Linked DNA regions of Homo sapiens: region 2 is linked to region 1. Evidence: read pairs that join two places in POLR2A ChIA-PET (ENCODE). Cell type or tissue: CD4-positive, alpha-beta T cell. All regions are shown on one strand. Each heading gives the region's core, and the rest is flanking DNA. Links, peaks and the distances in the headings are about the cores only.

What was found. Peaks named below come from ENCODE experiments on the same cell type or tissue, not always from the same donor. Only the 100,000 strongest peaks of a DNase experiment are listed, where the experiment ranks them.
Region 2: POLR2A ChIA-PET joins it to region 1 with 17 read pairs; 13 of 35 experiments call an interaction of 5 or more read pairs at or near these places.

The regions. Positions count from the first base shown.
Region 1 is chr3:152,181,132-152,185,534 of GRCh38, forward strand. The region is part of intron 1 of LINC02917 (long intergenic non-protein coding RNA 2917); the gene reads right to left. The region is part of intron 1 of LOC101928166 (a long non-coding RNA gene); the gene reads right to left. Among named protein-coding and RNA genes, the nearest start is that of LINC02917, 22 kb to the right of the region's middle. In CD4-positive, alpha-beta T cell, for the core only: a CTCF peak has its summit at 2,510 (motif pointing right); a DNase peak (open chromatin) is centred at 2,540.
Region 2 is chr3:152,241,336-152,245,738 of GRCh38, forward strand. It overlaps a transcript of MBNL1 not described here. Among named protein-coding and RNA genes, the nearest start is that of MBNL1, 25 kb to the right of the region's middle. RefSeq lists enhancers at 2,171-2,230, 2,361-2,490. In CD4-positive, alpha-beta T cell, for the core only: no CTCF peak of the experiment used is centred there; DNase peaks (open chromatin) are centred at 1,765, 2,126, 2,516 and 3,016; H3K4me3 peaks cover 2,967 bases; H3K27ac peaks cover 3,717 bases.

The DNA.
Region 1 (4,403 bases), core at 289-4,288:
AAAAAGGATATTTGGAAACAGGGAAACTTTCATATATTCTGCCAGAAAGAAAGTAAGCTTTTAGCACTAGATTTATTGTGTAGAGATTTTCAGTGGAGTGTCAAAATAGTTTCCCGCCTCATGTGGACTTCTTATTCCAAGCCCTACTATGTGAAGGGTGCACCCTGGAGATTACCAGGGAGAAGGCCCTACCTTGGCTCTTGTCTCCAAGATTCAGAAGGCAAGTATGGGTGGAGTATATCCACACAGTTTTTGCATTGGGATTTCAGTACCACCCTTCCCCAAACATCAATTAATATTATTATAATATGGTCAGATTTCAAAGAGTCATGGAGTTCCTTTATTTACTCTTGATCAGAGTGCCAATACCTCTGCAGTTTTTCATAAACTACATGCAGTAATTCTATCTTTGTATCCATCATATTGCCATAATATCTTCCAGGTGTTGCTTTTCTTTACACTTTATTGGACCAAAACAACAGAAACATGTTTGTATTAGCATACATACACATGTGAGCACATGAACACACATACTCTATGTCATTTAAGTGTAGGTTTTCAAAAAACTGTGCAGTTTACTTTGACTTTCAGCCATACACAATTGCTCAGGTAATGTTTTGAAAATTTCTAATGTGTTCTTTTGCATCTCTGAAAAGAATAACCTTTGCCTTGAGTACATAACATGTGTATAGGGGAAATTATAAATTCTTAACTGAAGAAATTCAGAGAAAAAAACACACTGTATCACTTAGGAATTGACTCTGGCTGCTAGGAACAGAGAACTGACTATAGTGACTAAAAATGTGGGCATTTTATTCTTTCATTAATGGAAGTCCAGAAGTAGGCCCTCCAGGGTTGGTATGGTGGCCCCAGAAAGTCACTGAGGGCCTAGGCTCCTATTATTTTTGCTCCACCATCTTTAATACATGGCTTAAATTTTCAAAGTCAAAAAATGGCTCATAAAGTGTTACCATCACAGTGGCATTCCAAGAAGAAAAAAAAAGGTAGGGACCTCTTTTGAGTTTAGTGTTCCTCTGATAGAAAGAGTGTGATATGACCAATCTCTCTTAAATCCTTGTCTAATATGGCTATTTGCTAAACAATCCCTTTAGTTAACGCTCAGCCTTGCCTTGGGGAAAAATTGCTTAGTTTCTACTGTAATTTATCTCTCCCTTGTCTTCTACCTCTGAAGTGATATATAATATCTGGAGGAAGAAGTATGTGGCTTGGGAGACTTGGTGTCTTTAGCAAGAGAGTGCAATCACCTGGCTTCACAGTGGGCCTTCAATGACATCCATGGGTCTCCAGTGTCCAGTCTTTGACTTCCTACTACCTAAGTGTCTTGCTGGCCTCCAGGACAAAAGTTTGTAATTTTTTGCTACAGTGAAGCATGCTATTTCTTTACCTGCTTGATTCAGTTTTCTTATTGATTCAGTTTCCTCTTGATTCAGCTTTTCCTGTATATAGACCCATCTACTATTTCTACCTCCTAAAACAGCCTCCTAAATGGCAACCCACCCATCTCCTTTGCTCTCAACACAATGTCCACAGCACATAGGAAATGAAAGAGCCTCTGGGATGACCCTACAAATTCTGTATGCATGACCATGCCACTGTGCCCTCATAATTGCACTAAGGCTCCCCTGCATTGGGCTAGGATACCCTACACAGCAATTTCTTCCTTAGGTACCCACAAAGGAAACAGAACAAGAGTGTACTGACTTGGTATTGTTATCATTTATCAAACATGTTCCTTCTCTGGATCAAAGCTGGAAAAGAGAAGTCTAGATATAGCACCCGATCTCTTGGAAATATTAACAAGACAAATATTAATTTGTCTTCCTAAATACATGAACTCATCAGCTTTGCACTAATAGACCTAAACTATCCATCTGCTGGAGGAAGACTAAAATGTATTACAAAAAGAAACCATTTATTGCGGTGGGAATGAAAAGAGATATTTCACTGCTGTTATGCAAATAAGATAATGCAGTAAGAAAAGTGTCTTGCAAGCCACTACATTATCTTGAAAAATGATCCAATAAACTTTTTTAAAAATCTGTTTTTCTTACCGTTTTGTATTTCAATAACCAAGCCTGGAAGATCAGTATCAGAGTTTTCTCCAGTGCAGAGAAAATGTCCTTGTCTCCATAAGGTTTGAGAGGAGATCAGAGTTATAAAAGAGTTTGGAACAGAGGGAGAAATTCCCAGAAGATGGCACAAAGAAGGGGAGATAGGAAGATAGAAGAGGAGAGAAAAAATATGTTGATTAACAGGAGAGCAAGACTATCAGAAACGTTTCCAAATCTTGAGCCTTTGGTTATCCATACCAATCTGTGATCTTGTCAGGTGGAAGAAAGTCTTAAGATTTACCTTTCCTAGTCACCTTTGGTTTCCATACAACTTAAACAGGTTGTATAGAAAACTTCTCTTAAAGTGGTTGAGAATCGGGTGTGGACTTTGGCAGATGGGATGGTTTTGGCAGGGACAAGGTGGCTTTATGGAAAGCGCAGCAGAGTAGACCACCAGATGGAGCCCAAGTGAGCTTTACAACTTGACATCGAGGGGCCTATAGCAGCATCAGGAAATGAACTGGGTTATCCATTTCTTTATCCATCCACTAGACTCTTACCAAGCTGTCAGAGAGACTAGAGTGTGCACCACTCCACCACAGCCACAAATCCATACAAAGTGCCGAATGAACAAGTAGTGACAAGGCAGAAAGAAGACACTGCTCTGTAGATACATTTAGGAAGAAAAGCTGATCAAACTAAGCTTTCTCTTTTTCCAGAGAAACGGTATTAATGACATAGAGAAATCATATGAATTATCCAATTGAGCTAAGTTTTAAATTCGGCTTGGTATTTAGTAGTCTCTTCCCAACTCCTGGTGAGTATTGGTTGTCTTCGCCTCTCTGAGTTACAGTAAAGTTTTTGACTCCTGTTATATTAGGATTCCCTCTCCTCAATTAGACTCAAAATCCCATCCTATCACCTGCTTCCCGCATTGCAATGTCCTGGAAAAATAAATTAAAAGGACATTTTTACAGTAAACCTACTTTGCTTCCTAATTTTTGAAATAATCAGATCTGCTTCCAAATCCTCATTAGCTGTATTGATGAGCTGAACCAAACAATGAGGAAACATTCACAGCTATAGCTGAACTTTCAGCATGGGCCCCACTAGGAGAAATCTTTTTGCTTCTATGTCCTTACAGCCTCTTGTTCTTTTGCTCTATTCGTACCTTCTAAGTGGTGGGTTATATAATCTTTTAAAATACACATGTAGAACAATCCAACCTCTATGTTAGAGGAAAGTAAAATGATGTCCTCACAAAGGTCTAGTTATATCCTCTTCATTCTTCCTACTAAATACTGAATCTATTTAGACCCCTGAGTTCTTCTAATGGAGTGAGGGTATTATTGTATACACCAGATAGGAGTGGCCTCACTCTACTCCCCTCCTCCTTCCACCTTTTTTTCAACACATAACCAAGAGCCCTTCCTGCAGATTTTGTTTGTTAGGGCAGGTTGGTAATATGTTGACCACCTAATAACATTGGCAAGAAAATTGCATAAAAGTTGAGTCCTGCATATGATTTTACTTTATAGTCATGAAAGACTTTCCATGAAGTCAATTCTCACTGCCCCTGCCTCTTTTCCATGCTTTTTAAATGGGATATGAGTACTCACATATGTGGGAGTGGGTCAGCAATTTTAAGAAATAGCCGAGTAACATTTTCCCAAAGAATCAATTATACTTAAAGACTTGGATAAAAACCATTCTCAAAATCCTATGAACTTATGCCTAAGCAAGAGTTTTAAAGAAAGTTCATCTTTGAAACACAAGACTTTGAGCTATAGTCCCAAACCATCCCATACCCTCCCCATCCCTCAAGACACATGCTGTCTCCATCCACTGCCAAACTTCCTCATTTCATACAGATAAGAAGCTTTGGATTTTTTTTTTTTGCATAAGTCCATGTAAAATTCAAGAGTTATCATATTTAAGAGTGAAATTGCCCTAAGGAAACTTTCTACTATTATAGTTTAGTAGTGAAGTAAGGAAAGTAGGGAAGTAAGGAAAGTCCGAATTTGGGGCAGTGTATGACTGTATATTTAAGATAATCTGGCATACAGGTTCTTGACACAAATTCTCAAAGGCAATCAGAGTTTTTGACTATTTAGATATGAATTATCAATATTAAATAAGCTAAGAAATACCAATTGGGTTTTGAAAGAAGTAAAATTGGGAGATTATATTCATATAAATTATGCTATTATTTGGCCCTGATTTTGTGTGTGTGCGTGGTGTGAGTGCATACATGTGTGTGAGTGCATGCACATGTGCTTGTGTGCATGTATGCATGCCTGGGTGTGTGCGTGTACACATGTGTGCATGTGC
Region 2 (4,403 bases), core at 262-4,261, 60 kb after region 1:
TGGCATGTGCTGAAAACAGGTCAAGTAAGAGGGCTTTTGGATTTTGGATTTGGTAACAGGGAGATCACTGGTGATTTTGGCAAGAGTCTTGATAAATAGGAGGAAGCAGAAACCCATGCAGGAGGAAGAAATGTGAGAAAGATAGGTGGACTTAGTATGGTGGGTCCTCAAAAAGTATAAAATTACAGTATGATTCAATTCCACTTCTGGGTGTATATACAAAAAAAATGAAAGCAAAGATTCAAACAGATATTTGCACACCCATGTTTATAGCAGCATTATTCTCAATAGCCAAAGATAGCAACAACTCAAGTGTCCATCATCTGATAAATAGGAAACAAATGTGGTATATACATACAATAGAATATTATTCAGCTTTAAGAAGGAAGGAAATTCTGACACATGCTGCAACTTTGATGAACCTAAGTGAAATAAGCCAGACACAAATGGACAAATGTCATATGGTTCCATTCATATGAAGTACCTAGAGTAATCACATTCATAGAGATAGAAAGTAGAATGGTGGTTGCCAGGTTGAGGGCAGGAAGGAACGTTCAGTTATTGTTTAATAGGTACAGAGTTTCAGTCTAGAAGAATGAGAAAGTTCTGGAGATAGATGGTGGTGATGGTTGCCTAACAGTGTGAATGTACTTAATGCCTCTGAACTGTACATTTAAAAATGGTTCAAATGGTAAATTTTGTTAAATATATTCTACCATACACACATACAAAAAAGATATAAGGGCTCAAGTCAATGTGGGCAACTTTCTCAAAAAGTTCTGATGAAGAAAAAGAAAGTAATATGACAAGTCAGTCAGAGGAGGAATTTTTAATAGGGAAGAAACTTGAGCATATTTATCAGCCTGGAAGGGATCATTAGAGAAGAAGAGAAGTAGAGATATACATCCACTATTCAGGCAAAAGGTACACAAATATTGAGGAAATACATTAAAATTACAGCAGACATTGAGGACTATGCTTCCAGAGTGTGACTGGGTCTTTGGGGACTGATAAGCCTAGTGTTTTATATAATGATACCCAAATACAATAATATTTAAAATTTGTCTAAACACATAGAATCTAAGCAATTTTAATCACATTGACAACTTCTCTGTAGGGATTTCCTTATAAGTAGTTCACAAAGGAATTCAAATAAAATTTGATATCAATGACATACTGGGGTTTTGTTCGTTTATTTGTTTTTGTTTTTTGTGCGTTTTATGGAGGGGACAGCTTTCTGCATTTGGTTTATTTAACTTCCTGCAAACTCACATTAAGTATGAGTTTAGGTGAAATGGAAAATATTTCAGCTTCTAATCATCTCCTAATTACTCTGTTTGTTTGTTTTTGAGACGGAGTCTCACCCTATGGCCGAGGCTGGAGTGCAGTGGCAGGATCCCGGCTCACTGCAAACTCTGCCTCTCAGGTTCAAGGGATTCTCCTGCCTCAGCCTCCTGAGTAGCTGGGATTACAGGGGCCTGCCAAAGTGCCTGGCTAATTTTTGTATTTTTTTTAGTAGAGATGGGGTTTCACCATGTTGGCCAGGCTGATCTCGAACTCCTGACCTCAAGTGATCCACCCACCTCGGCCTCCCAAAGTGCTGGGATTACAGGCGTGAGCCACTGTGCCCAGTCTAAGTACTCTTTAATGCCTCTTTGGACATAAGGTTAAATAAAAAGCAAAGAGTGTGGTGCAGTGACAGCATGATAGCTTCTAAAGTCCAGAAAGTGGTTCTTGCAACATGTGGAGGTTTGCATAATTACTGTATTGCTCTTGCAATCCATCTCCTTCTTCCCCAATGAGCAAGGGAGTTTGGGAGCAACTGCCACACATAAAAAATGAAGCTACACATTGGCTTCTATTATCTGGCAACCTAAACCCATGATAAATATATTTGTATATATCCTTTTATTTGAATTTGGCAGTAGTACTTGCTTTGATCAACTTTTTTATGTCTTTTTTCAACCATTGTCCCTACTGTCCTTTAAATATTCTCATTTACTACTCCAACCTGTAAGAAACTTAGCCAGCTAAATGTTCAGTTTTGCAGGATCTGCACCTCTGCACCTGTTTTTTACTCTTGTGGCTGAAGTAGTGAAAGACCATAGTTCATGTGTAAGTAACAGTTTCAGTTTTGCAGTGCTTTATCTATATGTAACAGGCAACTATTCATGAGAAAGGAAGTTTGAGACTTGTAGGTAAAAAACCGCTACCCAAATTCCAGGAAAATGTCTGTTTACTGGAGGTTTTTTTTTTTTCTTCCTTTAATAAGATGCCTGTAGTCAGATTAGCATTTGTGTCATACTTCAAAGACTTTAAATTAATTAGACTTGTAAAAGCAAGTTAATTCCCATATATCAGCTGGACAGTTTTCTTCTGCATAGAGCAATGTTTTCTGTGATCATTGAGCCACACAGGAGATGCTTCCTTATGTAAACGAGCACTACTTAATCAAGTATAGGTTTCTTTTCTTTTCTTTTCTTTTTTGAAATGGAGTCTCACTGTGTCTCCCAGCCTGGAAAGCAATGGCCGCGATCTCAGCTCACTGCAACCTCCGCCTCCTGAGTTCAAGCGATTCTCCTGCCTCAGTCTCCTGAGTAAGTGGGATTCAGACGCCTGCCACCATGCCAGGCTAACTTTTGTATTTTTAGTAGAGACGGAGTTTCACTATGTTGGCCAGGCTGGTCTTGAACTCCTGACCTCAGGTAATCTGCCCGCTTCAGCCTCCCAAAGTGCTGGGATTACAGGCGTCAGCCACCGTGCCAGGCCAACTATAGGTTTCAATAGCTTAACTTTTCTAAAATTTGCTTACACATATAAACATGCATATACTTTAATTATATATGTGTACAGGCACCAATTATAGCCTGTTGCTGTGATTTCAAGTGTAAGCTTTATGAATAATTTTCCATGCCCCATAAAATGGATAAAGCATAATGACTGTTATTTCATAACTTCCTCTTTTGGTGGACTATCCTTTTGCAGAGGAAAAAAAATAATGTAACTAGAGAAGAGAGTTGAGCAGAGAACTGAGCTCTTTGAAGTGCTGGTAGTTTGTCTCAACCCATGAAGCAGCTTAACAAGCAACTATAACTAAGCATAGAGGTAAGAACAATTATTTGCTATTTTTCATTTTATTATTTGGATTGCTATTTATATAGCAACAATTTAAATGCTGGCCACATTACAGTGTAGATTAGATAAACCTGATAACTCTTTCAAGTAAGTAACCGACATTTTAAATAAAAAGTTTAATACATTTACAAAGCTTCAGCTTCACATACAAGCTTTTAAAAACCTGGAAAAATTTAAAGTTTTCATTGATCTCCAAATTATTTTACCTGCAAAATAAAACGTTATCTTTCTTGTGTATTTGTAATTTTGCACACAATTTAGTGCTGAAGAGGCATTTGGATTATTAACAAATTTGATAACTTTTCTTCTTTCCCAGCTCTAGATTATTTCTAATATTCTCTCACAGATATACTTTTGTTCATTTTGCATATTATTAGTTGAGCACTTTCCAGAAAAAAAAGCATTCTTACATTTGTTTTTACCCACCGTGAAAATATATTGTATCATTTAAAATATGACATTTCAGTATTATTTTTATATCATCACTTTATGATGATATTTGTTTAGAAAAATTAATTTGTAGTGTAGACAGCATGACTTAAAATTTTAAATGAAATATGCAAATCTAATTTTTAAAATGTATTGTTTTCTAAATAAGTTTAATTTGTATTTATAATGCTTAAAATATAGTAAGAATGAAAACAAAGTAAGACATTTGGTTTGATAATTGGAAATCAAACTAAACTGAAACTGATCTTATTAGTGAAATTCTAAAATAATCTAGATCCTAGAAACTTTTATTCAAATTTGCACTAATCCAGAATAATACCTACACATATTAACTGTATTTAATACAATTGTATTCATAATATAGCAATTTTTAAATCTTCCTTTTAAAAGCTGTTGGTTTCTTTATACTTTGGTAAAAACATTAAGGAGTGTTTAATACAGCTTTGAGAAGAAAAATCTGTTTAAGTGAACTACTCTGGCTATATATACATATGGAGGTTTGAAGAGTTTGCCTCTGAGCATTTTCATAATTGAATCCTTTTGAGAAAGTTTCATACATCACACATTTACCGTGTGAGATTTGGTAAGTATAAATATCCCAAGATGTATTTGAAGCTTTCTTAATTTGGTTTGAAAAAATTAGACTAATCTCATGGCTTCCAAAAAAGAAAGTCCACACTATCCCATCAATTAATAGATTTAATTTTTGATAAATTTTGGTAAATGGTGCTGTTATTACTGGTTCTAGTATGTTACCTAGTACCTAGTTGGTTTTTTGTTGGTTTGTTTTACGTATTTTCATGCACTACACCAATAAG